Linked DNA regions of Homo sapiens: regions 2 and 3 are each linked to region 1. A link is a contact called in ENCODE Hi-C or POLR2A ChIA-PET data. All regions are on one chromosome and are shown on one strand. Each heading gives the region's core, a stretch centred on a gene start or an enhancer-like site at or near the end of the contact. The rest is flanking DNA. Distances are from core to core; before and after follow the strand shown. Region 1 has its middle 24 kb from the start of ITGB6. Region 2 has its middle 170 kb from the start of TANK-AS1. Region 3 overlaps TANK-AS1 (TANK antisense RNA 1).

Region 1 (2,700 bases), core at 89-2,588:
TGTACCCTTGGCAGGAACCCTCACTACCTAAGGATGGGCAATGGCTTATGAGTGAGAAACACGGAGCCGTGGGAACTCAGAATGACATGCTACCTGGAGATTGTGGTAACGCCCTGTTTTTTTGTGGGCATATCTACGAGCCTCAAGGACATTGGAGACAGCCACCTAGCAAGAGCTGGGGGCCTGTGGGGGAAGCTGGGATCCTGCTGCTTTACATTCAGCAAATATTTAGAGAGTGTTGGGGAAGGTGGAGTTTGCTCTGTCATCTAGTGTGGTCAGGGTGGGCCTCTCATAGAAAGTGACTAACAAAGTAGCCCAACATGGGGTAGGCGTGCATTTCAGGAGGAGGAACCAGGTGGTTGCACATCAGGCTGTTCTGTGTGTCAAGAACTGCAGGCCATCCAGTGATGGTGGGGCAGTGAGTATGGGACAGGGATGCAGAGGAGGCCAGCGAAATAGTAGGAAACCAGAACCTTGAAGGTCCCAGACAGCACTGAGGTTTTCCTCTTGATGAAATGAGAGGGTTTTGAGCAAGGGAGTAACGTGGTTTGATGCGTGCAGATAAAGGCTTTTAAATCAGCAGCCATTGCAGGTTTGTTCACGGCAGTCTTTTATGGCGGTGCTATTATTATCCCCATCATAAAAGCAGGAAAGCTTTGTTTAAAGGATTTAAGAAATTTACCGAAGGTTAGCCAGAGTGGAATGGAAGTTGGGATTTGAACCCAACCTGGAGCCCTGCTTTTAATCACCAATGGATGCTCCCTCTCCATGGCTGAAAAAACTCGTCATGCTGCAAGAACCTTTTCCTTCAAGCCTAGTACTAGGTGTGACAACACCCTCCATACCTGCCAAGACCTTTCTGATCTCCCAGGGATTGACTTCACTCTGCAATCATCTTTCTTAGTGATTGGAGCACCCAACTGCTGGTGATCTCTCAGGCATGCAAATGACTTTGGCTTAAGGATCTTATCTCAATCTATAGGGAGATCCTCCTGGGATTCAGAGACCTAGTCCCATCGAGGCCTATACATCTATTTAATTAAAAACAAGTTCAAATCTTGAGGTTTGGGAAATTGCCTGCCTAGTAATGCAAATCTATAAATTCTACTTCCTGCTGCTTCCAGGCTGACTGTAAATACCCTGAAAAATCAGCCTCACTCGAAATGTTTTGGCCATTCCACTTCTGGCTCAATAGGTAGTAATAAGTAAAAATGAAAGTGGTGAGAGAAAAACTAGATGAAATTAAAACTAGCCCTTCACAGGGCTCAGCTCAGGGATGGTGGTTAAGGACTTCTGGCTTGTTCCTGTCATGTCTGACGTGGCTCTTTAATTCCTAAACCCGAGTCCTCAGGGTCTGTACAGCCACCTCTTCTTTCCCTGATGACTCACCTTCAGCTCTGAAGTTAGAAGAGACAGATGAGTCATCATCATTTCAGAAGCAACAACTGATGCAAAGAATCTCAGTTTTGCTATTAAACTAGGGCGGTTATTACATATTCTCAACCAAAAGCAAGCACTAAGCCCTGGCAGGGGCTATCCATGGAGTACTCACAGGACAAGGGTGCAGGATATTTGAGATTTGTGGTGTTCTAGGAAATCCAGTTGCATAGGAGCCACATATTCTGTGAATTTGAAGTCAGGGTCTTGGGCAGCCTGAATTCTCTAAAAGGTCTCGCTACCACTTAAGGACTGATACATTTCCTGAAAGATACATTGCCTTCCTGGTAATAGCCGCTGTAGTGATACAATAGTAACAATTACAGTACACCCCAAGGTACTACAATCCCCAAACCATCTGAGTTTGCCTGACAGTCCCTGGTATTCATTTGATGAAGTCAAGCTTTGAGATAAGCACACTTTCCAGAGCTGGTAGTGATACTGCCTGGATTCTACTTGGACTAGTGTGCCCAGCTAGTCTGTTGAGCAGTCCCAGGGAAGGCTGTCTGTGGAAAGGTAAACGAGATGCAGATGTGAGCCCCTCATTTCATTGCAGCATACATCTGCCAACCCAGTGAACACTGTCATCATCTTTTATCACAAAGACCCACCCTCCCACTCACCTCTTCCAACACTAACCTAGGGCTCTCTTTTAGACCTATTCAGAGATTCCTGGGCTACTCCACGATGGCTAATAGCCCATTGCTTGCTCTCAAGTTAGCTTTTAAGTCTTCATCCTGCCCACTGATGAACTTTTATTCCAATTGCTTAGCAGTGGCATTCTCAGGGCTCAATGGTCATAGACTCATGCTTTCTGCCATTCTGGTGACACAGCACACAAACACACATGTGCACACACCCCACAAACCATACATACACATCACACACAGAGGTTTCCAATAAACCAAATGTGTGAATCTTTTCCAGAGTGAGGGCAACTAGACCATACCAAAAGATAGAATTGTTTCATTATCTTCTTATTTTACTTGGATTCAACTCTTATTTCAGTAGAATTGTTTTATTTTTCCAGGGAGGGTTACTGTGAAAGGAACTTGATTCTCTCTGTGTCATTAGAAATGTATCTCTTTCACACCAAGCTCCATGGTTTTGCCTCTAGAAATGAGCTCCCGAGTCAGAAAGAAAGCTCATTTCTTTTTGGAATTTGATTCTTTCAGGCAGCAGATGCTGAGTGCCTACTGTGTGCAAGATCCCAGCTAGGTTGTTCAGGATATAAGAATAGATAGACTAAACTCTCTGCCTTCT
Region 2 (2,700 bases), core at 165-2,664, 770 kb after region 1:
TCCTGAATGTGTATGCAAAATGGTGAACAGGTGTATGTTTTCTCTGGGGTAAGAATCCATAGATATCTTCAGATTATCCAAGAGGTTTCAGGACATAGAACAGTTGACCCACTGCTTTGTGGGACTAATGCTATTAAACTCTAGGCTCCCGTTGCTGAAATTAGGTTTCATGGATACTAAGCAACCTCAGCAACAGAATTCTCAAGCTAAGTAATTAAACAAATAGACATTTATGGAGCATCCTGGGTGTTTATGAGGCACTGAAAACATTCATTCCTCACAACTCTTTTTAGTCCTTTACAGTGGAAAGTAGCATTATCTCCATTCAGGTTTCTAATAACAATAACAATAATAGTTAACATTTACTGAGCACTTACCATAGGCAGGTACTAGTCCAAGTACTTCCTATATAACAGCTCAAGTAATTCTTATTAACATCTCTATAATTCTTTTCTTTTTTTTTTTTTAGATGGAGTTTCACTCTTGTCACCCAGGCTGGAGTGTAATGGCGCAATCTCAGCTCACTGCAACATCTGCCTCCCGGGTTCAAGTGATTCTCCTGCCTCAGCCTCCCGAGTAGCTGGGATTACAGGTGCGCACCACCACGCCCAGCAAATTTTTGTATTTTTAGTAGAGATGGGGTTTCTCTATAGGCTTGTCTTGAACTCCTGACCTCAGGTGATCCACCCGCCTTGGCCTCCCAAAGTGCTGGGATTACAGGCATGAGCCACTGTGCCTGGCCAACATCTCCATAATTCTTATGATACCTCTATAATTCTTCCCATATTTCTATAATCTATAAAGTGGATTCTACTATTACTCCCATTTCACAGATGAGGAAACTAAGATTTCCATTAAGTTTCCTTCTCTCATCTCTGTATCATTAATAATAACAGCTAACCTTCATTGAATGCATTATGTGCCAGGCAGTATTTCAAGCACTCATTTTACAGAGGAGAAACCTAAAGCACAGAGACGTTAAGTAACTTATCCAATGTCATCCAGGTAGCAGGAGACAGAGCTAGGATTCAAACCCTAGTCTGGTTAGAGAGTCCACACCCAGCCATGCCTACTACTGCCGCAAGTTCTAGCCTCTACCTTACTGGACTGCTAATTCTGTAGGCCTAAGTTTCTGGGGATTCCTACCTCCAGTCTAATAGATTTCTTTCTTCATTTTTTTATTATTATACTTTAAGTTTTAGGGTACATGCGTACAATGTGCAGGTTAGTTACACATGTATACATGTGCCATGCTGGTGTGCTGCACCCATTAACTCGTCATTTAGCATTAGTTATATCTTTCTTCATTTTGAAGCTCCATTTGCATCAAGGGCTTTTGGGCATGGCTCCTAAGTTTCTACATGCATCTCCATGGCCACCTTATGCTGCACACATGCCCTGGGTGACAGTGTGTCAGGCCAACCTTAGCTCTGTTCCAGTTCCCAGACTACACAAGGTCACACCAGTCGCTCAGGGACGTTAGGGCTCTCAGAGGCCTTTAATGATCATAGATACGATAGCACCCGACAGCTCTGCTGCTCAAAGGAGAACTGGGCAGGATCACATTTCAAATATTGCCTCTGTGTAATGTTCTGAGACCATTCAGAGCCCGGTTAAGAAAACACAGCGACGACTCTCCTCAGAGCTGGGGCTGTTGATTTTGTTAGGTGAGATCACTTGAGGAATATAAAATGCAAGAGAAAGAGTAGCAAAGAGGAAAAACAATAGATGAAAATATAGGGTCAAGCAAAAGTCACCAAGCAGGGGAGGAATTGCCAGACCACATCGTTCCGCTCAGCTTAAACCTAGGGTTTAAGAGCTAAAGGAATTAATCAATTTCTACTTGTTTCAATTTCCTTCCCAATTGTAAAATGTTTACCTGCACGGTGGCTTTTAATTCAGAGAGAAAGAGAGAGAGCGAGCGAGCGAGAAAGAGAAAGAGAGTGAGCAAGACAGAGAGAGAGAGTGTGTGTGTGTATGTGTGTGTGTGTATAACAAAAGTTAAACTATGACTCTGTTTTAAAAGACAGTAGCCCATATTCTCCTGCTCAGCACACACACATAAAGGTTTTGTGATCAAAGCACACAACATTTGTATGTCTAACCATTGATTTATGCTGGGCTTTTAATATTATGCAAGACTTTTTCCTTCCTTTACTCACCACCGAGTGACTGTGCTGATTCAACATTTTATAGATGCATCAATTTTCCTTTAGAAGCTGTGCCGAGAACGTGTGACTCCCTGGGCCAGTTTCTCATTGAAATCAGATGACGCAGGAAGTATCATCCACATTTCAGTGATAGGCTGCCCCCTAGTGACAATTTTCAGCTACACAGTCAACCTACAAATTTACTGCTGCAAATACCGCAGAGGTTTCTTGACACAAAGGAGAAACATCCTCCGTTGCAGAGGATGTAAAATAATAGTGTAATTTAATCCCCAGCCTATTTTCTATACATTTCAGTGTTATTAAAGTTTTCTGCGATAACTCAATATATCTCTGTTTTCAAAATACAGTCATATGCTGCATAGTGACGTTTCAGTCAACGACGGATCACATATATTTAATACAAAGATGGTCTCATACAATTACAATGGAGCTGAAAAATTCCTATCATCTAGTGGCATTGTAGCCATCATAACTTCATAGCACAATGCACTATTCACGTATTTGTGGTGGTGCTGGTGTAAACAAACCT
Region 3 (2,700 bases), core at 32-2,531, 900 kb after region 1:
TTATTTTTTAAAAGCACATGTTAATACCAAAACATAACTAGGAGGGAACTAATCTCATAATAAAAAGCAGTTCCTTAAAAGTGAATAAATTTAGCTTTATAGGAAAAATCACTACACTAGCCTTATCCTTCTCATTTCACCTAGTCTGATAAAAACTTCATCATAAACAATAGTCCATACACTCCACTTTAGGTACTACTGTAGGCTTAAGTAACAGGAGGAACTTTTGATAGCAAGTAATATTTTCTTCATCAATAACTAAGACTAGGGTCTTTGTGCAGGGAATGAATCTGGTTTGAAAATCAGTACCAACCTAAACCACTTCCAGGTTTATCATCCTTTCCATGCTCTCTGCAGTAGACACGAGCTGTTCCTAGAAGGCTGATTTCTATTTGCCCCATCCCAGCTTCCTTCTCCTACCTGTTGGTCCATATTGATAGGTTCTATGATATCCTAGTTATGACAATCCTCTTTCCTCTGTATTGAGGAAATGCCAGCCCTAAACAAGAGAACTTTGTTTTATCAGTTTTTCCAGAATATGAATGTTTGATTCCCACCAAGTTGCCACTGATTACTTTACATGGTATGGGCTGCATTTATGAGCAGCCCACACAGGATAAGTATCCAGAAAAGAAACAAGTTCCTGAGTCGCTGTCAGGATTTAATTCTGTAATCACTTTTAAGAAGTTGTGTTGGATTTGTAGAGAAGGCAAAACTCTGTTTTCCTATGCTTTGAAACTGGCTTCAATGACAATAAAGAAGAAACCAAAGAAAATGCTTTTGAAATTAGAGAAATAAAAACTTCTGAAATCTTTACGAGTAGGCAAGCTGTGAAAGCAGTGGCAGGGTGCTTCCTGCTGAGTCATGAAATGGAATGATTCATAGTCAAGCAATTCAAGGCCACAGACAACAGAACTCAAGCAAGGGAGTAGCAGGAATCAAGCCCAGATTGTAAATCCAGGATTGGAAACATAATTGAAATCAGGAGTAAAGCAGAAATATCACAGGAACACAGGCTGTTTGAGTCTGGTGGACATGCCAAAATTAGGAAAATGGTAGAACAGAATTAGGTCATTATTTGAGGATCGGGAACACAGACCAGAGATAGATGGATGCTAAGTGAAGCCCCTTGATTCAGGCTTCCTGGGAAAGAAGGCCTAAGAGACCTTAAGTAGATCTCTTGGAAATCTTTGTCAGCCCTACCTACAAAATTACTCCCATTTACCCAGTCTATCCACTCGCCTGTCTGGGAGCCACCCTGAAAGAATGATGAATGTCTCTGAGACTAATTCTACACACCAAACTGGTCCAACCACATTGACTGAAGCAATAGTTTGAGAAAACAAGTCCACAAATCAAACCTTCTTGTTCTGTCTATAGATATAACCTGAATCTAAACTTTGAGTTTAAATTGTCTCAGTAGTAAAATTACTGATGCATATAGCAGTATATACAGGCTTTTTTCTGTTGCTTCTGATTTTCATCAGAAACCCTAGAACAGAGAAGATTAAGAACACACATTATGAATTTAAGAAGCCACCCAAACAGCTGATCTAGAAATTCAAATAGCACAGATAAAAGGCAGTGGTGAGAAAAGAAATTAAGTGCTTTCTGCATATATCATGCTTAGTTCATCCAATGCTATGGGCTAAAGTGAGTCCCACCAAATTCGTGTGTTCAAGCCCTAACCCCCCTAACCTCAGAAAATGTTTTGGGAGATAGAACTTTTAAAGAGATGATCAAGTTAAAATGGGGCCACTAGGATAGGCTATAATCTAATCAGACTGGTGTGCTTATAAGAGGAAATTTAGCCACACACAGTCACAAGGGACCTGCCTGTACAGGGGAACCACCCTGTGAAGGAGAAGAAGAGAATAGCTAACTGCAGGCCAAGGAGACAGGCCTGGAATGGGTTTGTTCCTCAAGGCCTTTAGAGGGAATCAACCTTGCCAGCAATTTAATTTTGAACCTCCAGCCTCTAGAACTGTGAGAAAATAAATTTCTGTTGTTTAGGCCCGCTGATCAGTGGCATTTTGTTATGGCAGCTCTAGCAGATAGCACATCAAATAAACTGGTTAATGGAAGGGGAAAAAAATTCTGCTACTTATAAGTTTAAGTGCTCTATATCTTATAGCTGCACAAACTTTCTGAACCATACCCCTAACAAATTTTAAATTAACCTAAAAAGTCAATTTAGAATTCTGTGTCTTTTATAAAGTTTTAACATCTTTCAAGAAGAGGAAATAAACTTTCATTATCTTCAAATGTTCTTTCACATAAAGTCTGAAGTTTGTAGCCTGTTCCTACATCTTATCATGTCAGAAATAGAAACAATTTTTCTTCCTACATAAAGTAAACTTTCCTCATTAACATAAACATATGTTCAGACAAGAGCATATTCAGGGTTTTACCATGTTTCAGTGGATAGAAAATAAGAGAATACTCTGAGAGCTCATTAAGATGGTTTGATACTATTTGTCGAAAGTTTCAAGAGAGAATGTTGATTAAAATACAGGGAGTCAGTTAAAGTCCTCTCCTCAGCCTCTTGGGGTAATTTATCACCTTCAATCATCTTAAAGTTTAATAGCCAATAACAGTATAATAGTTCTCATTCATGAGGTAGTTATATTTTAACTGGGGTCAAAGCATTATATTACAAATAAAGATCTAACCTATTTCAGACATCATTCAAGGAAGATT

What was found. Hi-C counts contacts between places; a loop is a spot of excess contacts on that map. ChIA-PET counts read pairs that join two places held with the same protein, here RNA polymerase II (POLR2A). Pooled maps may share reads with other maps.
Region 2: a pooled map shows a loop between it and region 1 (3-fold over the local background). The contact joins two enhancer-like sites. A Hi-C loop is called at or near these places in 5 of 168 maps with a recorded cell type or tissue (CD4-positive, alpha-beta T cell, CD8-positive, alpha-beta T cell, endothelial cell of umbilical vein and 2 more), 1 of 37 single-sample maps with no recorded cell type and 12 of 50 pooled maps.
Region 3: a pooled map shows a loop between it and region 1 (11-fold over the local background). The contact joins two enhancer-like sites. A Hi-C loop is called at or near these places in 1 of 168 maps with a recorded cell type or tissue (HCT116) and 7 of 50 pooled maps. POLR2A ChIA-PET finds 5 or more read pairs at or near these places in 1 of 52 experiments (PC-3).

What each region holds. Positions count from the first base shown.
Region 1 is chr2:160,222,878-160,225,577 of GRCh38, forward strand. No RefSeq gene overlaps it. Among named protein-coding and RNA genes, the nearest start is that of ITGB6, 24 kb to the left of the region's middle. RefSeq lists an enhancer at 1,082-1,251. Within about 2 kb of position 1,339, at least 10 of the 41 ENCODE cell types and tissues checked have a DNase peak (open chromatin) inside an H3K27ac peak, as active enhancers do; they include HCT116 and PC-3, where a contact is called at or near this core.
Region 2 is chr2:160,992,282-160,994,981 of GRCh38, forward strand. No RefSeq gene overlaps it. Among named protein-coding and RNA genes, the nearest start is that of TANK-AS1, 170 kb to the right of the region's middle. Within about 2 kb of position 1,415, at least 7 of the 41 ENCODE cell types and tissues checked have a DNase peak (open chromatin) inside an H3K27ac peak, as active enhancers do.
Region 3 is chr2:161,122,555-161,125,254 of GRCh38, forward strand. The region is part of intron 2 of TANK-AS1 (TANK antisense RNA 1); the gene reads right to left. Among named protein-coding and RNA genes, the nearest start is that of TANK-AS1, 36 kb to the right of the region's middle. Within about 2 kb of position 1,282, at least 22 of the 41 ENCODE cell types and tissues checked have a DNase peak (open chromatin) inside an H3K27ac peak, as active enhancers do; they include HCT116 and PC-3, where a contact is called at or near this core.